Linked DNA regions of Homo sapiens: region 1 is linked to region 2. Evidence: read pairs that join two places in POLR2A ChIA-PET (ENCODE). Cell type or tissue: Caco-2. All regions are shown on one strand. Links, peaks and the distances in the headings refer to the core of each region. The heading gives the core; the rest is flanking DNA.

Region 1 (7,458 bases), core at 1,570-6,569, 320 kb before region 2:
TGGGGGGAATAGTCTCCTTTTTGCTCTGGGCCCTTCTACCTGATTGAGTTTTGTACTGTGTGCAAGTAACTCCTAAACCAAGAAGAACTTGGATGTTGATGTTAGCCAGGCCTGGGTTCAACACCTGGCTCTGCTGCATGTCACAGTCACAGCCGACATTTGTGGAGCTCTGTCTACATGTTGTGCTAATTTTGGCCTATTTGCCATTTACTGGTCATGTGACATTGGACAAGTGGCTTTTTCTCTGAACCTCTTTCCTCCTTCCCCAGTTATGAATGATAATGTTTTGCAGAGTTGGGGATTGAGTGAGGACATGAGAAAGCGCTTGCCACAGGGCCTGAGATGTTGGGAGAACTCAGTAAATGGGAACTGTCAATTATGGCTTTTGTTCTGAGTGTAAATGTTGGGGGGATGAGTGTTGCTGAGGGGCTACAGAGAAGCAGGTCTTAGCAGCATGTCGGGAGAGGCTGCCTGCCTTGGCCTTCAGGGATGAGTGTGCTGCAGTTCCACACTACCCCCAAGGGATGGCTTTTCTGAGAAGACAAGGACACTGTGGCAGTGAGCATGCCCTTTCCAGACTCTTCCCGGAAAGGTTCAGTTCCCACAATGCTAGAATTTTCACCTGACTCCTTGTCAGCATTGCCATTGGTCCACGGATGTAGGTAGCACCTTTCACAATGCATTCTGTTCAGCATTTGCCTGTAGTGGTCTGTTTCATCCCTGTTGCTTCGTACAATACTTCCCCCTATTGTAGGTTTTCTGATGTCTTGCTAATGTATTTTGGAATTAGTGCGTACACTAGATTGAAGAGTCATTCATTTTGTGATCGCACATTCCCCTAGAAAACTGGGAAGTCCAGTCTGATCCATGGGAAAACTGCAGTTCCTGGGGGTTTCCCTGAGATCTCCAGCCCTTCTGCCTTCCATGACAATGCTCTTTGGTAAAATTCTGAAGTACCTGAGAGCTTTTAAATTGTGAATAATACAACAAACTCACCTGTGCCACCAGGCTCAGCCCAGGCATAAAGTATGACCTGTACCTGTGGGGCCCCTTTGTGCCTTCTCTGTTTGTCCCTCTCCCTTCCAAAGGTAAGCATTTGGGGTCACCAGGTGGATCTCAAGCTTGGCTACAGAGGGAGTCACCTGAGGAGGTCAGTACTGGTGCCTGGGTCCCAGCCAGGGTGTGGCCCAGGCAGTAGGACTTTGAAGAGCTCTCTGGGTGATTCTAGTGTGCAACCAGCATTGAGAACCACAAGTGTCCATCTTTCCAGGTATTACTCTTACTATAGCTGTGCATGTCCCTAAACAAGGCGCTGTTGGTGTGTTTTTAAACGTGATGTAAATGGTGCTGTACAGTTTGTATGTTTTGCTTTTGCTTACGTAGCATTATGCTTGTGAGATCAATCCACAACTAAATAGCTCTCGTTCAGACATTTTCCGGTGGTAGAGTGTCCATTCTAGAAGCATACAGCCGCTGCCGGAGCCATATTCTGTTGATGATCATGTAGAGGGTTTGCGGTGTTCACTGTGACGAATGTGAACATCCTTGAACGCTTTCCCCGTGCGTGGGAGTTTCTCTGTGCGATGCTGCCCAGCCTTTGCCACATCATGGGGCACGTAGACAATCATATTTTCACTTTGGCAAATGAGGGGGCTCTGGACTCCCTAGATCCCACCCAGCCATCTCAAGGGCTATGGCTTTAAGATCTTACCCACTGTTGGGAGCTCAGCCCTAGAGTTTATTCCCAGGAGGGGAATTGGGACAGCATCTTCTACTTCCTTAGATATTGCAGGAGTCCCTTCTGGAGTGGTTATGGCAACTTCTACTCCCTGCAGAAGTCTGGATTTTTGCCAACCCTTGGCACTGTCCAACCTTTTAATTATTGCAAATCTGGTGAGTATGATATGGTACCTTGTTTTATTCAGTATTTCCTAATGTCTGGTACGTTGAGCATGTTTTTATGTGTATTGCTCTTTTGAGTTTAATCTTTTAACTGCTTGATTGCATCTTACTTACACATTTGCCTTTTTCTTATTACTTTGCAAAAGTTCATATACTGGATCCTGTTTCTTTGGGGTCCAGTGCTGCAAATATCTTCTCCCAGTCTGACTTGTCTGAGCTTTTTTAATGGGGCTTTTGGAAACCTCAGAGTTTAAATCGCTTTTTTACACTTACATCCTTGATCTACCTCAGTGATGCCCAAACCAATGGGTGATTTTTTGGGATATTTAGCAATGTCCAGAGACATTTTTGTTGTTTCTTGGGGATGATGGTGCTCCTGGCGTCAAGTGAGTAGAGGCCAGGGATGCAACTAAATACCCTACAATGTGCGGGGCAGCCTCTTACAACTAAGAATTATCTGGTCCAAAATGTCAAAGTGCTCAGGTTGGAGACCCTGCCCTAGGGATTCTGATCAGGAATGAGGCAGGTTGCTAGAATCTGAATTTTTCACAAGTACCTTGGGTGGCATTTATGATCAGGGGTGTTTGGGAACCACAAAAATATAGAGTATAAATACCTTAGGATGGCAAAGAGAGGTCAGTGAAGGTTCCCTGGAGGTGGTGGGAGAGGGGAAAGGAGAGGTCAGACATCCAGGGAGAGAGGAAGCACATGGTATGCTCACGGGGCGGGGAGGAGGGGAGCCTAGTGGCCCAATCCTCCTGACCCCCAGAGCAGCCTTCTCCTCCCTTGGGTCCCTGAAAGCAACACCAACTCCATCCTGGGGGCTGGAACTTGCTGCCTCTGGACGCTGCTGCTCTGCTTCCAGCAATAATGATGAAAGATGAGATTGTTAAAGACCCATAGCTGCTTTTGAGTGCTGTTGGTAGACCCAGCATTGTGCTGTGTGCCTTCTGTACGTTCTTTCATCATATTTTTATGTCAACCCTGTGAGATCGTTTGTAGAAGAGAAAACTGCTAGACAGAGGTTAATTGAAGCACCAATGTCATCCAGCAAGAAGGTATCAGAGCTGGGTTTCCAACACTTAACTGCTGTGCTGTGCTGAGGACGTCCTGGAGCCCAAGTCCAGTGCTGCCCAGTGTGGTCCCGGTCAGTTCTGCTCTCCAGCCTTGCCTAATGGGTCTGGGATCCCAGGCTGCCCTGACTTTGGACAGCCTTCCTAAATAGCTCTCGTGCCCCGTGGCAGCAGGAGAGAGACCCCCCACATGCGAGGAGCTGCTTGACTTCCATTTGTCTTTCTACGTGCTAGGCATTTGAGCTGACTTTCAAAGGGATCACTTCCTGCTTTGAAAGCAACCACAGTATCTTAAAGTCAAAACGCTGATTGAAACCTCCTGGAGAGTGTGCCTGGCTCCCTTGCCCTTATTTGTCCAAAGTATGATTCTTTCGCCACAAGCATTTCCTGACGGCATTCTTGAGCCGGAGCCCAGTGTCACGGTCTGCCTGTTCATTTATGGGAACTCTGGGCTGTCATTTGGATAATTGATTTCAGGGCCCTGGGTCTTCCCAAGCAGCTGAGTTCTGCAGACATCAAAGGCAGAACGTGGAAGGTTCCTTCCCTGCGCAGCTGAGTTGAATTCTATTTATCTTTTCAATTCTGGTGAAAGGAGTTTTCCTATGAGTGCCTTACTTTTTCTTTGTGGTCTAGTCCTGCTGCCTCTGCTTGGGAATGGCACTGCACCTCTCTGAGCCTCTGTTTTATTTGTGGAAAATGCAAGGGAATGAGCTCCCCTCAAAAAAGAACTGGTAGAAAGATAATACGGTCTTTCCCTGCCTTGTCAGCCTTCTGAGAAAAAATTACTTGGTGTAGGGTAGCACAGAGGCCTCAAGCTGGTAGCCTGCAGGCCCAGTTCAACTGCAGATGTGTTTTGTTTGCCTTGTGGTGGGTTGATGACAGTTTTGTTTTGTTTTAATTAGTTTACCGTCCTTTAAAAATCAGGGAATTCACAGAAAAATCTGGGTTTCTGGCATTGCATGGAACATCAGAGCTCACAGCTCTTGGGCCCACATTCCTGCCTGGCCACTCTTGGCTGGAGTGGGAAGAGCCTGCCTCTCTTGGGGGCAGGGCAGATGCTGTCCTGTCAGCCCCAGCCTCAGCCCCGCCCAGCTGCACTCATTTATTGTGCTTACTGGCCCTGGAGGCATCTGGGTTGCATAAGATATTAATTCCATATTTTGTTTTCTCAGATGTAGAAAGAAGTGGGGTGGGATCACATTTGCAGGTCACTGTCAGGGTGATGTGATTTACCATGCCTGGGAAGGCCTCTTTCTTCCCTGAAACCAGGAGTTGACTCAGGGCTATACATTTGTATTGCATTTCCCCCCACTTGGGGTATTCTTCCCACCTACTCAGGAAATTGGAACAGTGCGGAAGTAGGAAGTGGAAGCCGCTGGAGGGTGGAGACCGTTCTTTTAACAAAAGGCCCAGGAACTTTAGGCTGAGCTGTTTCATCAGGGGAACCTGGAAACGGCCCTGTTATCAAACTTTCCTGGCAATTCATGCAAAGAATACCAAACTATGCCCTAAAACCATGAGAGGGCACTTGGCAGGGACTGGACCTGCCAGGTAAGGGGTAGGGGAAAGCGGGCAGACTTAAGACTCTGGATTGTGAAAAAGATGCGTTTGCTGCTCTCAACTTTTGCTGGCCTCTGCCACTGATCCAAGGCCCAGGATCAGTAGGGCCCAGTCTGAGGAGGACGTGGAACAGGGCACAGCATTGTTAGGAGTGGAACAGGGCACAGCGTTGTTAGGAGTGGAAATGTTGGCCCTTCTCCCAAAGTGGGGAGGAAGGTGGTAGCATAAAGTGACCGATTCCTACTGAAGCCTTCTCACGGCCCTGCGCACTGGCATTTTCCACCTGTAATGCGTGGCAGGAGCCGTGGGGACGCCCCTTGCCTGAGGTCACCCTGCTTGTCAGAAGGCCTCGACTTCACCCTCTCATCTGTCTGGCTTCTTTTTAGAGCTTCACATTTGCTGTTGGGAGATACTTGGACTTTGCTCCATTCCTGCCTTCCTTTTTGGTACCTCCTCCTCCTAGGCTCCAGTCCTGTCTTCTACAAATACCACTCCCAGAGACACTGCATTTCAGTAGAGGAGTTCTGAAAACCCTCAGGATCTCTGGTGGAGGAATGTCAGCTCAGTGACAAGATTAGAAAGGACATTGAGCAGCAGAGTAGGGAGTCTTCCTGGCCCCCACCCCCAAGAATGTTTCACAGTGCCTGGATTTGGTCAGCTTTGGGACCTTTTTCCATATCCAATAAAAGCTGATTCTGTCTCCCCATGTTTACCGAGCTGCCTGAGGGTGGGGTCTGTCTTGGTCATTCACTAGCCACTAAGTGCTTGTTGCAGGAAGTTGTGGGATAGGACTTCCTGTGTTGGTGCTGGTCAGTGTCTAGGGCTCAGCCTTGGGAGTCAGAGGTCACAGTCTGCGAGGGTGAGACTTGTGCGTTCTTAGAAATGGCTCTGTTAATGTGACAGTTTGAAGGAAGCTTTGTGGAAAGAGGAAGTAGATATTTTTTACCCAGAAGGCTTTCTTCTATCCTTGGTATGTGGCCATTTGGGCCTGTTTTACCCAGGTGTGGTACACGAGGCCCCTGTTGGATGTCCTTGTGTAAGGGATATTTGAGGGTACTTCAGAAGTGTACTTTTGGGCCTCAAGAGTCGGGATGTCTAACAGAGCCTCAGACCAGGGTCACCTGGGGTTATGGTTGTGTCCAGCCAGTAGGGCCTGGAGGCTGTGGGGGCTTCCTCAGCCCTTAGTGGGCAGGTAGGCAGGTGAGGCTGCCATTCTCCAGGCAGTCCCGCTCTCCGCTGGGAGGTAGAGGGAGCCGAGAGACACCCCAGCTCTGCTCAGGGCCTCCCACAAGAGGAGGGCCCATGTAACCAGCCCCTGCCTCCTCCCTCTGCAGGCTGGATCCTCATTGACCGCTGTGGGAAGCACTTTGGTACGATACTCAACTACCTTCGAGACGGGGCGGTGCCTTTACCCGAGAGCCGCCGGGAGATCGAGGAGCTGCTAGCAGAAGCCAAGTACTACCTAGTCCAAGGCCTGGTGGAAGAGTGCCAGGCGGCCCTACAAGTAGGCATCACCCTTTCTTCCCATATGGGTGGAGAGGCACCAAGCCTACCTGCCTTCCTCATTTTCCCTCTCTGCAAAATGGGGGCAGTTTCTGTCTGACTGAGATGTTGTGAGAGTTAATGAGTTTGCCCTGGAGCCCGATTCCTTCGGTTGGAGTGACCCCTGAGAGGCCTCCCTGGAACAGCAGGCCACCTAACTACTGTGTCACTCCTTGCAGCCCCATGCTGTTGGATCTTCTCATGTGTACATCTCAACCCTTCAGCAGAGAACCCCGCGGTGTGAAACTTGGTCGGTGTTCGGGACCAATCTTAGGGCTTACTCTAGTCCCACAAGTCATTGTTGGGAGCTCAGCATAATCTCTACAGACAGACACCCCTCACTCCTTAGCTAGACAGAGCAGGACCACTGGAGTCAGGTCTGGTGACAGTAAAATCCCACAAAAACAAAATGCTTCTAGACATGGCCAACACCCCTTTATTTCAAACAAAGTTGCAACGTGGCAGAGCATCAGAAGCATCCCTTTGGGTTTTCGTAGGAATCTGGTCTGTGTGCATGAGGCCCTTGTTTGGGCCTCCCCCACACCACATGTCTGTGTCTGGCCCCGCACCGGACCAGTACCCATAATGCTGCACACCACCTCTACTCTGAGAGTCTGAACTCACTGCAGACCTAACTGAATGTTGCAGCATTTACTTTTTTATTATTACTACACTGTTGAAAGTGATGCACATGCATCCTTCAAGAAGTCAAATAGTGCTGCAAGGTTAACATCAAAACACCACCATACCCCTCCTACTCTCCTTCACCCTTGCAGTAACCTCTGTGAATTCTTTCAGCAGTTTTTTCTGTTCACATTTATGTTTCCACATAATTCGCCTGTGCTGCTCTTTATTGAATTCCCAGTTTTTGACATTATCTACTGGCATGACTATAGAAACTAGAATTTAGCTCACGCACTGCCCCTACCTCTACCCCCACCAAGCTTAGGCATACTTTTCCTTCTCCCATTCTCCCAGTACAGTTCATCACAGTTTTGGTTAAATTCAGAGTTTACGTCATGACGTGTAAATACGGCTGACAGTTAAGCCACAGAGTGTACAGTGATTATTTTCTTTCTTCTATAACTTTAAGTTTGCCAGAGTTAGGGATTGCCTCATTGTTTTGTTCACTTGGTTTTCTAAATATATGTTCCTACTTCAGCCCCACGTTCTCAGCGGTCTCATAGTGGTGTGTTCAGACACATCAGAGGTTCTGTTTCATCTTTGTCTTGGAGACATGCCCCTGGGTCTCGTTTCTGTTAGTCTAAGGTTAGACCTCCAGGACTGACCTCCTAATTCTTTCCTCTTAGTGTCTCTGGCTTTATCCTTTTGTTCTACTTTCTCAGAAGTTTTATTTTTCACCTTTTCAACCCTTCTATCA
Region 2 (7,458 bases), core at 863-5,862:
CCTGGAATGTCTCTGGGCTTCAGCTTCCTATCTAGGAAGTGAGATGATTGGTTTACTCTTTCTCCCAATATTTTTATACTGTTTTATTATTATACATTGTTAAAATGCATTATAAAATGACATTTAGAGCAGAAAGTTAGAAAATGCAGAAGAAAATTTAAATCACTCATAATCATACCACATAAAATGATTATTTACTATTTGGAGACACTCTTTACAGTCCCTCTAAGACACACACATACAAACACATACGCATACACACACACACATTTATTAGGCACATTTACTAAGCAGAAGCATTTTTTGTGCTTACTATATGCCAGGAACTATTCTAAGCATGTTATATATAGTCCATAATCCCTTATCTGAAATTCCCAGGGCCTGATATGTTTTGGAACTTGGAAATTATTGTTTTTAGGAAGGTAAAACTTTCTGTTCCACATTATCATATTAATATTTCAGCAGCAGAATAGGATAAATAATTACTATACATAACCTCACATCAATTCAGGACAGGTTTTGCTGCCAAATGAGTTCACCACTAATTTATGAACTTCAATTTCATAGCTTTAAGTTTCAGGATTCCAGCTGCAATCTCAGCAATCCTGAACCTGTCCCATTCCATTCAGTCCACATGCGCACCCCACAGGGTCATACTAAGTCGGGGTACAAGCTAGGAAGAGGTAGCTTTGAACCTGAGTGTCTCATCATAGGCCCACTATGCACTACTAACCACATGCTGTTTGTCCAACAAAATGGGATCACACAGAACAGGAGGTTCTTGTAACCGTGCTCATTTCAGAGCATGTAAGCAGTGATTTTGCCACATCATGTAATGTTCTCATTAGCTCTGTTTCTAAGTGTTGCATGGGATTTCCAAACCTCAGGGACTGTTTCCAAGTCCAAGGAAAGGCCAAGTTCTAATCCCTGCCCTGAGATCAACCCAAAGGGGAGGAGATGGGAGGAGAGAGCTTAACGAGGTTGTTGGATTCATATTCTCAGCCAGCCCTTGCCAGCTGGGAGAAAGGAGAGAAAGGCTGAGTTTGCATGATCCTATCAAAGACAGAAGAAAAATTTAAAATTGGAGTTTCACCCCAGAACTAGTCTCCAAAGTCACAAGATACAAGGAGAAAGAATTTTATGAAAACAAAAATTTACTGCTGCTAAAGAGCAACAACTATAAAATGCCTATTCACCTGTTAATTAATTAATTAATCCATTCATTCATTCATCCATTCATTCATCCATTCGTTCATCCATTCCCACACTCATTCATCACATGTTTTACATTCCCCCGTAATGCAGAATTCTGTCTTTGGCAAGCTTGTTGCAGCTCATTTCATTCATGTATTTAGCAGATATTCAAAGCCTACCATGAGCCAGCACCAGCCTAGGCAGTGGGGAAAAACAGAGACCACTATAACTATGGCCCTGGCTTCACGGAACTTGCTTCCAGTGTAGGGAGACAGGTAATAACCAAGTAGATCATAAAAAAATAAAAGACGTAATCTTTTAGGAGCCGGTTGTGGAGGTTCACACCTGTAATCCCAGCACTTTGGGAGGCCGAGGTGGGTGGATTGCTTGAACTCAGGAGTTCAAGACCAGCCTAGCCAACATGGTGAAACCCAGTGTCTACTAAAAATACTAAAAAAAAAAAAAAAAAAAAAAAAGTAGCCAGACATGGTGATGCATGCCTGTAGTCCCAGCTTCTCAGGAGGCTGATGTGGGAGGATTTCTTGAGCCTGTGGGGTTGCAGTGAGCTGAGATCACACCACAGCACTCCAGCCTGGGTGACAGAGTGAAACTGTGTCAAAACAAACAAACAAACAAACAAACAAAAACAGACATAATCTCAAGAAATAATTAAATGTTGCAAAGACAACTAATCAGAGTGATTGATAAAGATACTGAAGGTAATTGGGGGGTAGATTTTTTAAATGTGAGAAAGGGACAGGGAAGGCCCTTTGAGGAAGTGACTCTGATGGGCAAAGAGCTAGCAGTAGAGGCAGGACCGGCTACAGAATTTGCAGGACCCAGTGCAAAATGAAAACACAGAGCCCCTTGTTGAAAAATTATTGTGAATTTGGGGCTGGGTGCAGTGGCTTATTCCTGTAATCCCAGTACTTTGGGAGGCCGAGGTGGGCAGATTGCTTGAGCTCATGAGATTCCGACCAGCCTGAGCAAAATGGCAAAACCTCATCTTTACCAAAAATAAAAAAATTAGCCAGCTGTGGTGGCACGTGCCTGTAGTCCCAGCTAGTCAGGAGGCTGAGACGGGAGGATCACTTGAGCCCAGGAAGTCAAAGCTGCAGTGAGCCATGACCATGCTACTGCACTCCAGCCTGGGTATCAGAGCAAGATCATGTCTCAAAAAACAAAATAAAAAAGAATCTCAAGACGGCGACAACAAAGCGTCAAAACAAGCACGGGGTCCCTTGAAGCACAGGGCATGCCTGTGAAGCTGGCCCTGGTGGGAGGTCTGGGTTCAGGGGTTGGGAGAAAGAGAGTGTTTCAGTTCAGAGGGAACCCAGTGCGAACTCCCAAAACAGGAACACAGTTGTGAGAACTCTGGGATGCTCTGGGCACTGCAGGAAGGAGACAGCCCCTTGAAGACTGCTTCAGAAAGAGCTTCCTCCCAAATCACAGACTTAACACAAGCATTTTCCATCCTTGCCTTGCCAGTCTCCCAGCTACTGGCCTGGCAGGAAGAGGTGAATGTAGGAAGTGGCCTTCCAGGGCAGAGCAGCAGTGAAGTGACTGCCCAAGGAAACTGCAGAGAGCAGAAGCAGATCCACAAATACAAGTCACTTCTTCACTGTGGCTTCCACGTGAGTCAGAACCCTCAAATAAATACCCCTGGCCTCTTCTCCCAGGCCTTAGTTGTTTGTCTTGGAAATGGGGCAAGGGTTGGATCCTGTCTGGAAGGACTAGCTTAAACCTCTAGCCCCTGCTTCCATTTTGCAGAAACAGGACCTCAAACGGTTAGAAGATTTGCCAGAGGATACAGATTATTTAGCAACTTATCAAGAAAAAATAATAATAATTTTTTTTTCGAGTCAGAGTCTCACTCTGTTGCCCAGGCTGGAGTGCAGTGGCGTGGTCTTGGCTCACTGCAACCTCTGCCTCCCAGGTTCAAGTGATTCTCCTAACTCAGCCTCCTGAAGAGCTGGGATTACAGGCACCTGCCACCACGCCCAGCTAATTTTTCTATTTTTTTTTTTTTTTAGTAGAGATGGGGTTTTGCCGTGTTGGCCAGGCTGGTCTCAAACTCCTGACCTTGTGATCCGCCCCCCTCGGCCTCCCAAAGTGCTGGGATTACAGGCATGACCTGCCGTGCCTGGCCTCAAGAAAAATAATATTTTTTTTCAGAAGGAGTTCCTGGATTCAGCTAACAGGGATTCTTGCTCACTGTATTTGCCTTTTTGGGTCAGGCTTCCTTTCCTCAGTGCTCCAGCTGGTTACAGGCAACTGGCTGGCTGGCCTGCATGCACCACCCTTAAATATAATTTATGCTTGTTCTCACTTATAAGTGGAGCTAAATAAAGTGTACACATGGACCTAAAGAGTAGAATAATAGATACTGGAGATTTGGAAAGGTGGCATGGTGGGAAGGGGTAAGGAATGACAAATTACCTAATAGATACAATGTACACTATGCAAGCAATGGCTCGTAAAAGCCCAGGCTTCACCACTGGGAATTATATCCAAGTGACAAAACTGAACTTGTACCCCCCAAATCTAAAAAATTAAAACAAAATTTTAATATATGGGAGGCCATGATTTTGAGCTGAGCTCCTGTGCTTAGCCCCTACAGACCAAACCAAAACGACGGATCACTCCTGGCCAACTGCCTCGCAATCAGTCTGAACTTTGAAACTGACCAGTTTTCCAAAAAACAATAGCAACCAATCAGAAGGGGTCCAGTGTACCTGAGCCAACATGATAAGAAAGTTGCATTTGTTTTAACCCTGAAGGGAAAGTCATTTTGAAACTATGAAGCGGGCCGGGCGCAGTGGCTCACGCCTGTAATCCCAGCACTTTGGGAGGCCTAGACAGGTGGATCACGACGTCAGGAGATGGAGACCAGCCTAGCTAATATGGTGAAACCCCATCTCTACTAAAAATATAAAAAATTAGCCAGGCATGGTGGCATGTGCCTGTAGTCCCAGATACTCAGGAGGCTGAAGCAGAAGAATCACTTGAACCCGGGAGGCAGAGGTTGCAGTGAGCCGAGATTGTGCCATTGCACTCCAGCCTCCAGCCTGGGTGACAGAGCAAGACTCTGTCTCAAAAAAAAAAAAAAAAAAGAAAGAAAGAAAGAAAAAGAAAAAGAAAGAAACTATGAAGCTCCCCTTTGTCCCTTGTTTCTGCTTTCTTCAGCCCTGTTCTGCCTATAAAGCCAAGCTCCTCTCTGCTCAGCTCTTCGGAAGACCCATTCTATTTTACAGAATGAGGTGCTGCATGATCCTAGAATTGTAAATAAAAGCCAATTCGAGTTTTAAATCAAATTTGCTGTGATTTTGTCTTTTGACACCACCTTCCATGGCCTACACCCAAAACTGCTTGGGTGTTGACCTGTGAACACCAGGGAAGAGGTATTACTACCCTGCCTGTATGTGTGCAAAAGAGTCAATGGGTAACCAGCAAACACCAGGCTACCACGGATCCCAAAGATGCCAAAATCCAAAGCCAAAAGCTCTACAAGATAATAAAATGCTCAGCCTCATTTTATTTATTTATTTATTTATTGAGACAGAGTCTCACTCTGTTGCCCATGCTGGAGTGTAGTGGCGTGATCTCAGCTCACTGCAACCTCCACCTCCTGAGTTCAGGCGATTCTCCCACTTCAGCCTCCTGAGTAGCTGGGACTACAGGCGTGCACCACCATGCCTGGCTAATTTTTTGTAGTTTAATAGAGATGGGGTTTCACCATGTTGCCCAGGCTGGTCTTGAACTCCTGAGCTCAGGCAATCCACCCACCTCAGCCTCCCAAAGTACTAGGATTACAGGTGTGAGCCACCTTACCTGGCCTCATTTTATTTTTTATTTTTATTTTTTGTAGAGACAGGGTCTCATTATGTTGCCCAGGCTGCTCTCAAACTTCTGGGCTCAAGGGATCCTCCCACCTCAGTCTCCCCAAACGCGTGAGTCACCATGCTGGACCTCAGCCTCATTTTGATATGCGTTGTTTCCAACAGGCTGGAACACCAGGTTTGGACATAATTTTTTCATCCAGTCAAACACCAGAGGCAGCAGGCACCAGCACACATGTCTAAGGCTTGACTCCCTGAAGATTCTTTGATGTGGGATTCTCACTACAGTTCATTAGAAACAACAAGCACACATGAGTCTTCTCTGTCAGAAGCCCCTGATTCTGGGGCTGGGAATGTTCCTTGAGGAAGTGCCAGTGTCTCAGGAGGTGCCAGCAGAACCACCCGCATTGCCCCTGGGTGCTAAAATTCTAAATTCTCAACTCTGAAAATGCACACATACCGGGGACAAAATAACTAACTGTATGTCAGTGAGCTTTAGGGCCACAGGTCACATCTCAGGAGTCTGGTGCAGCCTCCTCATTCATTTTTTTTTTTTTTTTTTTTTTGAGACAGGGTCTGCCTGTGTCACCCAGGCTGGGATGCAGTGGGGCAATCTCAGCTCACTGCAACCTCTGCCTCCTGGGCTTAAGTGATTCTCCCACCTCAGCCTCCCTAGTAGCTGGGACTATAGGTGCATACCACCACAACTGGCTAATTTTTATATTTTTTTGTAGAGATGAGGTTTTGCCATGTTGCCCAGGCTGGTCTTGAACTCCTGAGCTCAAGCAATCCACCCACCTCGGCCACCCAAAGTGCTGGAATTACAGGTATGAGCCATCAGGCCCAGCCTCAGCCTCCTCATTCTAAAGATGATAAATTGGAGACTCAGAGAGGGGAAGGGACTCACCCAAGTTCATGCAGCACATCACTCCTTCGTTCACCATATCATAGCCTTTGAATCGCCCACAATCCTACAATGTCATTCAGCTCCACATTCACTGCCTTTCCAAGATCCCTCTGTCCCTCCTGCCAGCTGTTTGCTGGGACAAAGTAAGGATAAAAGATTGATCTACAATGTTAGGTTTCTATGCCATGAAGACACGAGGGCAGGAAATTCACTCAACATTTTGGTTTCATTTTCCCTATGAAAGATAGTTAAGTAGGCTAGACGTGATGGCTCATGCCTGTAATTCCAGCACTTTGGGAGGCCAAGGCGGGTGGATCACTTGAGGTCAGGAGTTCAAGACCAGACTGGCCAACATGGTGAAACCCCGTCTCTACTAAAAATACAAAAATTAGCCAGGTGTGGTGGCACACGCCCATAATTCCAGCTACTTGGGAGGCTGAAGCAGGAGAATTGCTTGAACCCGGGAGGCAGAGGTTGCTGTGAGCCAAGATCATGCCACTGCACTCCAGCCTGGGTGACAGAGTGAGACTCTGTCCAAAAAAATAAAAAAAGAAGAAAGAAAGAGAAAGAGAGAGATAGTTTTCGCCTTTATAAATGTACCAGCTCAGAAAAACCTTGGTTTAAGCTCAAACCAGTAAAGACCCCTCAAAATGGTGGCAGGAAGACAGTGGGTGGAAAGGTGGGAGACTTGCCCCCCTTTCTATTTATTATCTACCAAATATGGATGCTTTATTCTCTTGCCAAGTACCTGAGAAATATTAGTTCATTTAATCTTCACGACTATTTTGGCATCCAAGACTCAGGAAATAGTAATAATAATAATCATGTTATAAGTTTGTTGGTTTGATACATTCTTTTTTGTTTTTTTATTTTGAGACAGAGTCTTGCTCTGTTGCCCAGGCTGGAGTGCAGTGGCACAATTATAGCTCACTATAACCACAAACTTCTGGGCTCAAGTGACCCTCCTGCTTCAGCCTCTCAAGTAGCTAGAACTATAGGTATGCACCACAATGTCTGGCAAATTCTTAATTTTTTTTTTAGAGATGAGGTCTCACTATATTGCCCAGGCTGGTCTTGAACTCCTGGCCTCAAGCGATCCTCCTGCCTCATCCTCCCAAAGTGCTGGAATTACAGGTGTGAGCCACCATGCCTGCCTACATTATCCCATTTAATCCCTTCCACATTTTACAGAGGTACTGGGGCCTGGAGAGGTGAAGGGTCATGCCCAAGGTCACACAGTAGGGGGTGGCAGAGCCAAAGACTGAACCCCACTCCAGCTGACTCCACAGACTGTGCTCTTTGTACTAGATTCTGAGACTTTCTCTTCCCTTAACCCTTCTAGAAACTCAAACACTCTTCCCCTGAAAAGTTTCAGTATATGGAATACTTTCCTCCTCCTTTTTCTCTGTCTTCTACTTCCAGCTACCAGGGTTAAAACCAAGCTCACTGCTAACATGGACATGTATGGAAGACCACCTCTAGATTTTTCTAATTTGGGAGAGAGTACAGGAGATGCTT

The links. ChIA-PET counts read pairs that join two places held together with the same protein. Peaks named below come from ENCODE experiments on the same cell type or tissue, not always from the same donor. Only the 100,000 strongest peaks of a DNase experiment are listed, where the experiment ranks them.
Region 1: POLR2A ChIA-PET joins it to region 2 with 5 read pairs; 3 of 35 experiments call an interaction of 5 or more read pairs at or near these places.

Annotation. Positions count from the first base shown.
Region 1 is chr12:109,459,217-109,466,674 of GRCh38, reverse strand. KCTD10 (potassium channel tetramerization domain containing 10) reads left to right here. Exons shown (of 7, transcript NM_031954.5): 3 at 5,870-6,039. Among named protein-coding and RNA genes, the nearest start is that of KCTD10, 14 kb to the left of the region's middle. RefSeq lists enhancers at 3,311-4,117, 4,924-5,730, 5,731-6,536, 7,344-7,458. In Caco-2, for the core only: no CTCF peak of the experiment used is centred there; DNase peaks (open chromatin) are centred at 3,367, 4,034, 5,004 and 5,254; H3K4me3 peaks cover 1,040 bases.
Region 2 is chr12:109,141,604-109,149,061 of GRCh38, reverse strand. The region is part of intron 2 of ACACB (acetyl-CoA carboxylase beta); the gene reads right to left. Among named protein-coding and RNA genes, the nearest start is that of ACACB, 29 kb to the right of the region's middle. In Caco-2, for the core only: no CTCF peak of the experiment used is centred there; a DNase peak (open chromatin) is centred at 3,961.